Linked DNA regions of Homo sapiens: region 1 is linked to region 2. The links are chromatin contacts, found by Hi-C or POLR2A ChIA-PET in ENCODE. All regions are on one chromosome and are shown on one strand. Each heading gives the region's core, a stretch centred on a gene start or an enhancer-like site at or near the end of the contact. The rest is flanking DNA. Distances are from core to core; before and after follow the strand shown. Region 1 has its middle 14 kb from the start of ZNF80. Region 2 holds the start of CD96 (CD96 molecule).

Region 1 (3,649 bases), core at 184-2,683, 2.7 Mb after region 2:
TCTCAGCATGTTTAGGCTCTTTGACTTGACTGGTTAATGTACCAGGAAAGGCCTGAAGTAGGTAAAAAGGGTCACCTGTTGGTCATATAAAGACAACTATACACCGAAAAACAAGTGAGCATTATGGGAGCTTCATGTCTGAGAGCAGCCTTCCCTCATGTTAGCTTAGATGGCAGCTATGCCAGTTTGCTCTTGAGATCAATCACAGCTCTAAGAATTCAGGTGCAGACACACATGCATTGTCACTATCCAAGATGCTTCAGAGCATCTTGGCCACATCCAAGATGCTTCAGAGCATCTTGGCCACATCCAAGATGCTATGGCCTCAGTCATGACAGATAGCTTCACCTCCCACATATTTCTGTTCCCCTCACCTTTGCCCTCTGCTCCCTGCCCCTAAGCTCTCATGGGAGACTTGCTTATATCTGATACCTAAGATATCTTTGCCTTTCCAAGCCAGTGCCTGCTCTCCCATGGATGGTGTTTTTATGTTGCTTTTCTGATTGGCTAGCTCCAAAACATTCTGCATGACCCCATTCAACTATAATGTGCTCTGTAATGCCTTTCTAGAGCCTTCTATGCAGAATTGATTACCTTTAACTTGGTCCCTCCTAACACTGTTCATACTTATCTCTCTTATTTTCTTTTACCATTTATTTATTGTCTATACTTATTTCTCTTACTGTAGTTTGTTATATAGGTGACCAGCAGTCCTCAAACTTTAGTGGTCATAAGAATTTAAAAGCAGCAGAATCAATAAGAATCTATTAAACACCTATGATATGCAGGCCCAGGATTGAGAAAACAGTGTACTACTATTCCACCTAGGATTGGGAAAATAGTGGAATACTATTCCACCTAGGATTGGGAAAATAGTGGACTACAATTCCACCTAGAATTGGAAAAATAGTGGGCTACTATTCCACCTAGGATTGGGAAAATAGTGGGCTACTAAGTGGACTGGGTCTCAGCATCTTATGTTATTGTGTCTCCTCCCCAAGATGAGCTCTCTGATCTGCTATCTCTACCATGGAGGCTGGGAATCTTCATGAATTATTAATAATAACCCTGCATGATTCTGATTCAGGTGGTTACAGACACATTCTTTGGGTAATGGTGTAGTAGATTCACAGCCTGTATTAATATAATAAATATCATTTATAAAATGCTGTGGTATATATTTGAATCCAAGTGCTTTGAGCCTAGTGTATGAGAACTAGTCAGCTAGCTAGTGAGTTAAGCTAATTGATCACCTAGGACCCTCATTTCAGTAATAGCTGTGGCTCTCTATTAATCTTTGAATAAATGGTGTAGCAGTTCCTAAACCAGTATGCGGGGCAACTCAATGCTACAGGATGTTAATAGGTAAGCCACAGACAAAGTTAAACCTAAATATGTTTTCTTAATGTAGCATTTGTCAGAGCTTACAAAAAGCTATGCACATTGTGACTTTCCATGAGGAAATGATTATAGTCATTTCCTGTTCCGTGAAGTGTGTATGAAGCATATAGGCCCTGAACAAAAAGGCCTGAGCTCAAACCGACTTTGGTATTTGTTAGCTACCTACTTAGGCCAGGATTTTCCTTTCTGAGTTTCAGGTTTCTGTTCTCATTTCTTATTAATACTGGCTCTGTCTAAGTCACAGGACTGTAGTGAGAATAAGATGACTTAAATATATGTAATAAGTGCTTTATAAATTGTAGAGTTCTGAGCAGACATTAGTTTTGCAATACATGGGAAAATGTGCTAGGTGCTGTAATTGCAGAATAAAGAAAGTACTACTGGGAAATAGAGGAAGGGGAAATAAATTAATTTTGACTATGATAATTAATTTATAACTAGCAGTTGAATGAAATGCCAAAAGCAAACAAACATACACAGGTGTTCAGGATTGTTTTTCTGACACCATTTGCTATTCATTTGTGTGTTGCTAACTGTAAGCAGGAACATGGGTGTAACTGGAGATCTGTGAATGTCAATCTTCAAGAGAAGGAACTGCCAAGGAGGACTTTGATATGGTCAAAGAATTTTATTTTGGATTTCAAATATCTCATTATAATTATACCTTAATATACAATATTGAGATATATTCAATTCTAAGCCCAAGAAAATCATAACATGTGGAAAGAGCTTCATAGAGTTATACAATAACTTTGTAGAATTTTAACATTCCCCAGAGGATGCATGAGATTATGCAATTTTTTATGTGAGTTATCATTTCAGAATAGTCTATTTGTTCAATTGATAGTCTTTTGGCAGTTCTCTTTCTCTCTGTAGTAAGGTTTCGTTGATTAGAGGAGTTAGAAAAAGTCTCTCAAATTTTGTAAGAAACACTACATTTATATCATACATTTATGTATTCATTAAAAAACTCTAGAACTATTTGTTGAGTACCTACTGCATATAAAGCATAGTACTAAGCACTAGGAAGTCAGTACTCCATAAAATAGGCCCTGACCTGACCCTCATGTAGACATAGTCTAGTGGAAGCAAGCACATGATGATAATATAATGTGACAAGCTTTACATTGGAGTGTATACAGAGTGCAATGGAGCATATAGAGGGGTAACTATTTACATTTTATGTGATTGGTAAAAGCAGCCTACAACTTCGGTTTGTAGCCCTAGAAGTAGGGATGAGGAGTTCCTTGGAAGAGTCCATTTGCTGATCATGGACAAATAAGAAAGGAAGCGCAAAGCCAGTAAATAAGGAAAGCGAGAGAGGCAATTAGAGGCAAAAACATAGGGACTGGCTCCTGGGTGAATTGACTCACTCTTCCTGGGAATGATCCTTTAGCCTGGTGTCACTAAAAGCTGGACATCAGTTTGCTAAGTTGTGACATCTTAAGGGTGCTGCCCAGGGTCTAATTGTCACAGATGAGAAATGACCTGGCCCTGGGACGAGGTCTCCAAGAAGACTCAGCAAGTCTATGCCTAGTCTCCCAAAGGCCTACAGGTCACTCTTTGGGGCTTGTACTGATGGATTCAGCTTCATACAACAGAAACCACTCTAGCTAATTTAAGCAGAACAGGATTTATTAGCAAACATTAAGTGGCTACAGAATTATCTGAGGGGCTGGAAGAGCTGGCTCTAGGGTGAGCATCCAGGAACTCCTAGCCTTCAGAGATATACAGCCTCATCCATAATCAGAAAAGTTACATTTCTGCTGCAGGAGATCACTGAGTTAGAAACTGCTGACTACAGAACATGCTGCTTCTGCCTCAGTTCATGTCAGATATGAGCTCTATGTTTCCTTCCTCTTAATTCAGTTTTGAATTCAAGTCTCTTTTGAGCATACTGGAGAGTCTTTTGGAATCCTAGCTGCAAGGGAGTCTGGGAAACATAGTCTTGGATTTCCTGGCCTCTTCAGCACAGGAAAACATGAGAATGAGGTTATAATAAATTCAAAGCAAGCCAATCATAGTATCTGCAACAGGACCATATCCTTTCTAGATTCTAACCAGATTTGAAGCCCAAAAAACATACTTAACTGCCACTCTTTTAGTTAATATGCTGAGAGGCTTGGGGAAGGAATATTGGATCCTGCTGGCCCCTGAGGGTTGGTGACTTGGGGGAATTTGGTTACTTTTTCAAAGGTTGTGGAAGCTGGAGAAGGACAGCCATGGTGTGCACGAGGATGTGATGGGA
Region 2 (4,138 bases), core at 1,338-3,837:
GTTCAAGAAGATCACGATTTCTTTTTGTGTGTGAAACTGACTTGCTTCTGTTTTCTCCTTATGTGCAGCAGACTATAAGGCAGAAGAAACCCTGTGCAATCGGGATATGGTGGGTAGGGAGGATAATAGAAGAGATTGACATGACTTCCATAGAAGAGTTATTTTTAAGTATAGAGAACGCCTGTCTATCCCCATGCTGAAAGAGCCTTTAGAAAATATTACCAGGATTGAAAGGCGGTGGGGGCAATTCCCATCACCTGGGATAGCCGTGCCAGTCTGCGGAGTGTTGCTGCCACCTGCTGCATGCAAACAGCCATGGAGGGGCTGTTGCCTGGGTCTTGCAGCTGCAGGACACCCGAAGTGTAAGCGTTCAGTTAATATTCTGTGGCCATGCATCTGAAATTGTTATACTTTCAGAACCTGTGTGGATCCCAAAGAAAAATTAATCAAATCTGATGGCTTCAGGCCATAGAAGTTTCTAGATATAAGAATCATTAACTAAGCCCTGAACAATACACAGAAGACAGATTTGCCGTATAGCCACTAAATGCATGGCTCAGGTAGCCCAACCCCAATGAGAGGCAAGAATTCTACTGAAAGTAAGTCTGTAGCACTGGAAAATAAACGACCATTTCCATGTTTCTGAGTTTACAGACTTTTTTGGAACAACTGTTTCACTTTAATACAATAAAAGATAGGAGAAGTCTAAATACCCCAAAGAGGGTATTGTTCTTAGAGAATTCAATAAATGTATATTTGAATTGGTTTCTACTTAGGTAAATTCCTCTTAATATGAAAAATGGAACGAGATCATAGAATCCCTTCTCCAGGCTTGTAATGTGTCCTGATTTAATAGGGACACCAACGTGCAAATCAGGATCTTCATAGTGCATCTCCAGGACTATTTTTGCTGCTATGCTTCATAAAACTTTGATTTACTAGAATTTCCAGGGGCAATGGGAAGAGATGAAGCTACCCAGAGCAGTTATGTCTCTTCCTGACCTTCTATAAAGGACTTTGAGTTCCCAGGCCTTCCCTGGAAAATCACTGTCAGTACTACCTGACCCAATATCCCCAGTGACCTGAAACTCATGGGAAGTTGGGAAGGGGTGATAATAAAGGTTTGGGGAGCACTGGACTAGGCAAGCAGTAACTACATCTAAATTCTGCAAGAAATCATTAGCTGAGGAATACTGAATAAGTATGGCAATTATCATGGCAAGTATTTGCAGTGGTGGTATAGGGGGTGATCTGGACGTCCAGGAAGACAGTCGCCCTTGTTTATTTACATGAAAACCTCTCTTCTCCCATCTAAATTTAATCTCCTGAATGGCAAAAGCATTTCCTTCTGTCTTAGCATCGTCCATATTCACCACGAGTCCTTGCATAGGAGAGATTGGTGTATACATGATGACAACCTGACGAAAATTATCTCCACCTCACCTGAAAAGAATTCCCATCTCAGGATTACAACTGGCCTTTTCATTTGTCTTTGGTCTTGCTAGGTGGTACGTATATTCTAGTAATGAGATTAGGGTCACAGGATATTTTAATCATTCATACGGTTGTATGAAGACACACATGTTTATTTGTAGTTATTCTTTGTCCATCAAACTTACAGTAGTCCTCAGTCTAATGCTTGTTTTCTTAATGTTGGAGGGTGATGACAGCCTATTTTATCTCAGGCTGAAAAACTAATACAATTAAATCAGAGAATCATAGCAGGGAACAGTCATCGTGTTCTACGAATAGCCAGACATTTTTACCAAGGGGTCACTTTCCTGAAACCTGTTTGCGGTTCTCTGTAAATAGAAGTAACTAGGCAGATGTAATAAGCCTAATAGCTCACTGAGGTGGGAATTCTCTGCCTTTGGATTCTGATTGTTACTGCCTTGCTTTGGCTTAGGCATGGATAAACTCTTCTGTGGTGAACAAAAATGGCCTCCAGCCAACCTGGTGGGAGACTTCCCTATCTGACCTCCAACCTTCCCTCGTCTTCCCAGACGAGGGGTAGAAAAGTAGCCCTCACTCCTCCACTCCCAGGAAATGTGCATTTCCCTGCAAGAGGAGAGACAATAAAATTTGGTTTGATAGCTGACACTATTCCCTGTTACTTTTCAGATTTTATTAAAATTAAATGTGTTAATTCTTTGTTCTTTCACCCCAGGGCAATTCTGGAAAGAAAACATATCTTAAGATTGAACAGAAAAACTATTATGAAAAACACCAAGCTCACATTTGTTAAATGACTTTGTGCTCTTGAAAAAAATGTATAAAAAGCACATTGCCAACTGCTCTGCGTGATATCCTTTGTTTGGATTTTAGACGCAGCTTGACTGACACAGAGATCCTGAATAAGAGACTCTTTGGATACTGAAAAGTCTCTTAAATAAGGTGATACACAAATTTCAGAGAACAATTTCAACATTGTTCTGTCGAACGTTATACTCAGTCCTGAACCACATTACTTTCCTGTCTACGTTTCATTTCCTGGGGGCTTGCCAAGTGATAAACAGACCCAGGCGTGTGTGGTAGAGTTCGGGTTTTTTAGCACGAAGTGGGTGGCTGGAGTTTGCTTGAAAACATCAATTGACTTTGTGATCATTACAGAAATGCTGGTGTAAGGTGTTCAGAAGACAATGGAGAAAAAATGGAAATACTGTGCTGTCTATTACATCATCCAGATACATTTTGTCAAGGGTAAGACTTCCAGTTGTCCCTTCTTGTCGGATGGGCCGCTTTAGGGGCGGATGGGGCCTCTGTTCATTTAAAATGCCTTGTGACTGCTGCTGAAATTGATCACCAAAGGACAAATCATTACTAAGGGTTTCAGTTATGTATTTAAGCGGCAGGTATAAGAGAGATGCTAGAATCTAGAAATGATTACTAATGAACACTAAAAATAAGAAGGGAATGGGTCATTTGTGCCACTGCTCTGAGGCATTTTCACCCATTTCCTTTCTAACAGGATCTCTGGAGTAATTGGCAAATTGTGTTTCTTGGAAATGAAATGCTCTCCAAATGGTAGCCAAAACAACTGCGGAAAAATTAAAAATTACAAAGCCATCAACGCTCAGAGATCCTTGTTTAACTTTTTTCTCTCTCAAGTACTCTCTTTCTTTTGGATATAACAAGTATTTCTCATCCAAATACTAAGGTCTTTGGGAGTTGAAAACACGTTGAATTTTAATGAGGCATGTGTAGGTATGAACCTGGGAGACAAAGTGGAATCCTTATGACAGTGGGAACGAGAGCCTAATGGGCCTATTTAAAAAGAGAAGGAAGCAAGATTAGTTCTGTATTCCACAGTATGAGAGTATCATAGTAAGCCTGAGTGTCTTAAGAATTAACTGTGCTTTTCAGACATAGCTATGAAAATATTAAGGAGAATTTCTAAATCAAAAGAGATTTGGAATATAATGCTGTAGATAGGATCAGAGCCATATTTTCAGGCAAAGGATAGCTCACAGGAAGTTACATTAAACTGTACTAACCTCTGCCTACCAAACTTTTGCATCCACAGAAGTATGATAATTCCCATTTGTCAAGTACTTTTACTTTTAAGAGGCTTGTTTCTTCTCAGTTGCTTGTCATCTTTTTATCTTTTCCTTTTGTGAGCTTCAGTGGTACTTGTCACAATAATATATATCATTTCTGTAACAGGATTCCATGTTAATTCTAAAACTGAGGCCAACACTATTGAAGGCATGTCACAGTCTCAATGCTTAACACATTTTAAGTGTCCTGTATCACTCAGTCAGACTGCTGATGGGAAAGAGACTCTACTTATGTCTAGTATTTCAGACCATCGATTAGAGGTGATACTAAGTGGAACCTCTACCTAAGGTTAGATGAGGTCCTTTCAATCCTTGTATATTGAAAGTGAAATTTCTTACTCTAATCAACTAGACTGAATTTGGGAGACAGTTTGGAAGTTATGTGGAAGGAAAATAAAATAAAATAAGTAATAATAAAGTTTAAAATAATAAGCATAACATAGGTAATAGTTAACATTAAGTATAGGTTACTTAGAAGTTATATGTAGGCTAAGAAATTTAAGTAGCCCCTCCCAGCATTGCTAACAAGTTGCAGCTGTGAGCTTATCTCAACCTTCCAAGCTTCTTGCCTGCCCCCAGAC

The links. A loop is a pair of places that touch in the nucleus more often than their neighbours do. ChIA-PET counts read pairs that join two places held with the same protein, here RNA polymerase II (POLR2A). Pooled maps may share reads with other maps.
Region 1: a map of CD8-positive, alpha-beta T cell shows a loop between it and region 2 (14-fold over the local background). The contact joins the enhancer-like site here to the promoter of CD96 in region 2. A Hi-C loop is called at or near these places in 3 of 168 maps with a recorded cell type or tissue (CD8-positive, alpha-beta T cell, naive thymus-derived CD4-positive, alpha-beta T cell and natural killer cell), 1 of 37 single-sample maps with no recorded cell type and 10 of 50 pooled maps. POLR2A ChIA-PET finds 5 or more read pairs at or near these places in 1 of 52 experiments (T-cell).

The regions. Positions count from the first base shown.
Region 1 is chr3:114,221,863-114,225,511 of GRCh38, forward strand. No RefSeq gene overlaps it. Among named protein-coding and RNA genes, the nearest start is that of ZNF80, 14 kb to the right of the region's middle. Within about 2 kb of position 1,434, at least 6 of the 41 ENCODE cell types and tissues checked have a DNase peak (open chromatin) inside an H3K27ac peak, as active enhancers do; they include CD8-positive, alpha-beta T cell and natural killer cell, where a contact is called at or near this core.
Region 2 is chr3:111,539,610-111,543,747 of GRCh38, forward strand. CD96 (CD96 molecule) reads left to right here and starts at 2,588. Exons shown (of 14, transcript NM_005816.5): 1 at 2,588-2,700. The coding sequence starts at 2,640. LOC105374039 (a long non-coding RNA gene) reads left to right here. Exons shown (of 3, transcript XR_001740846.1): 3 at 2,326-2,394.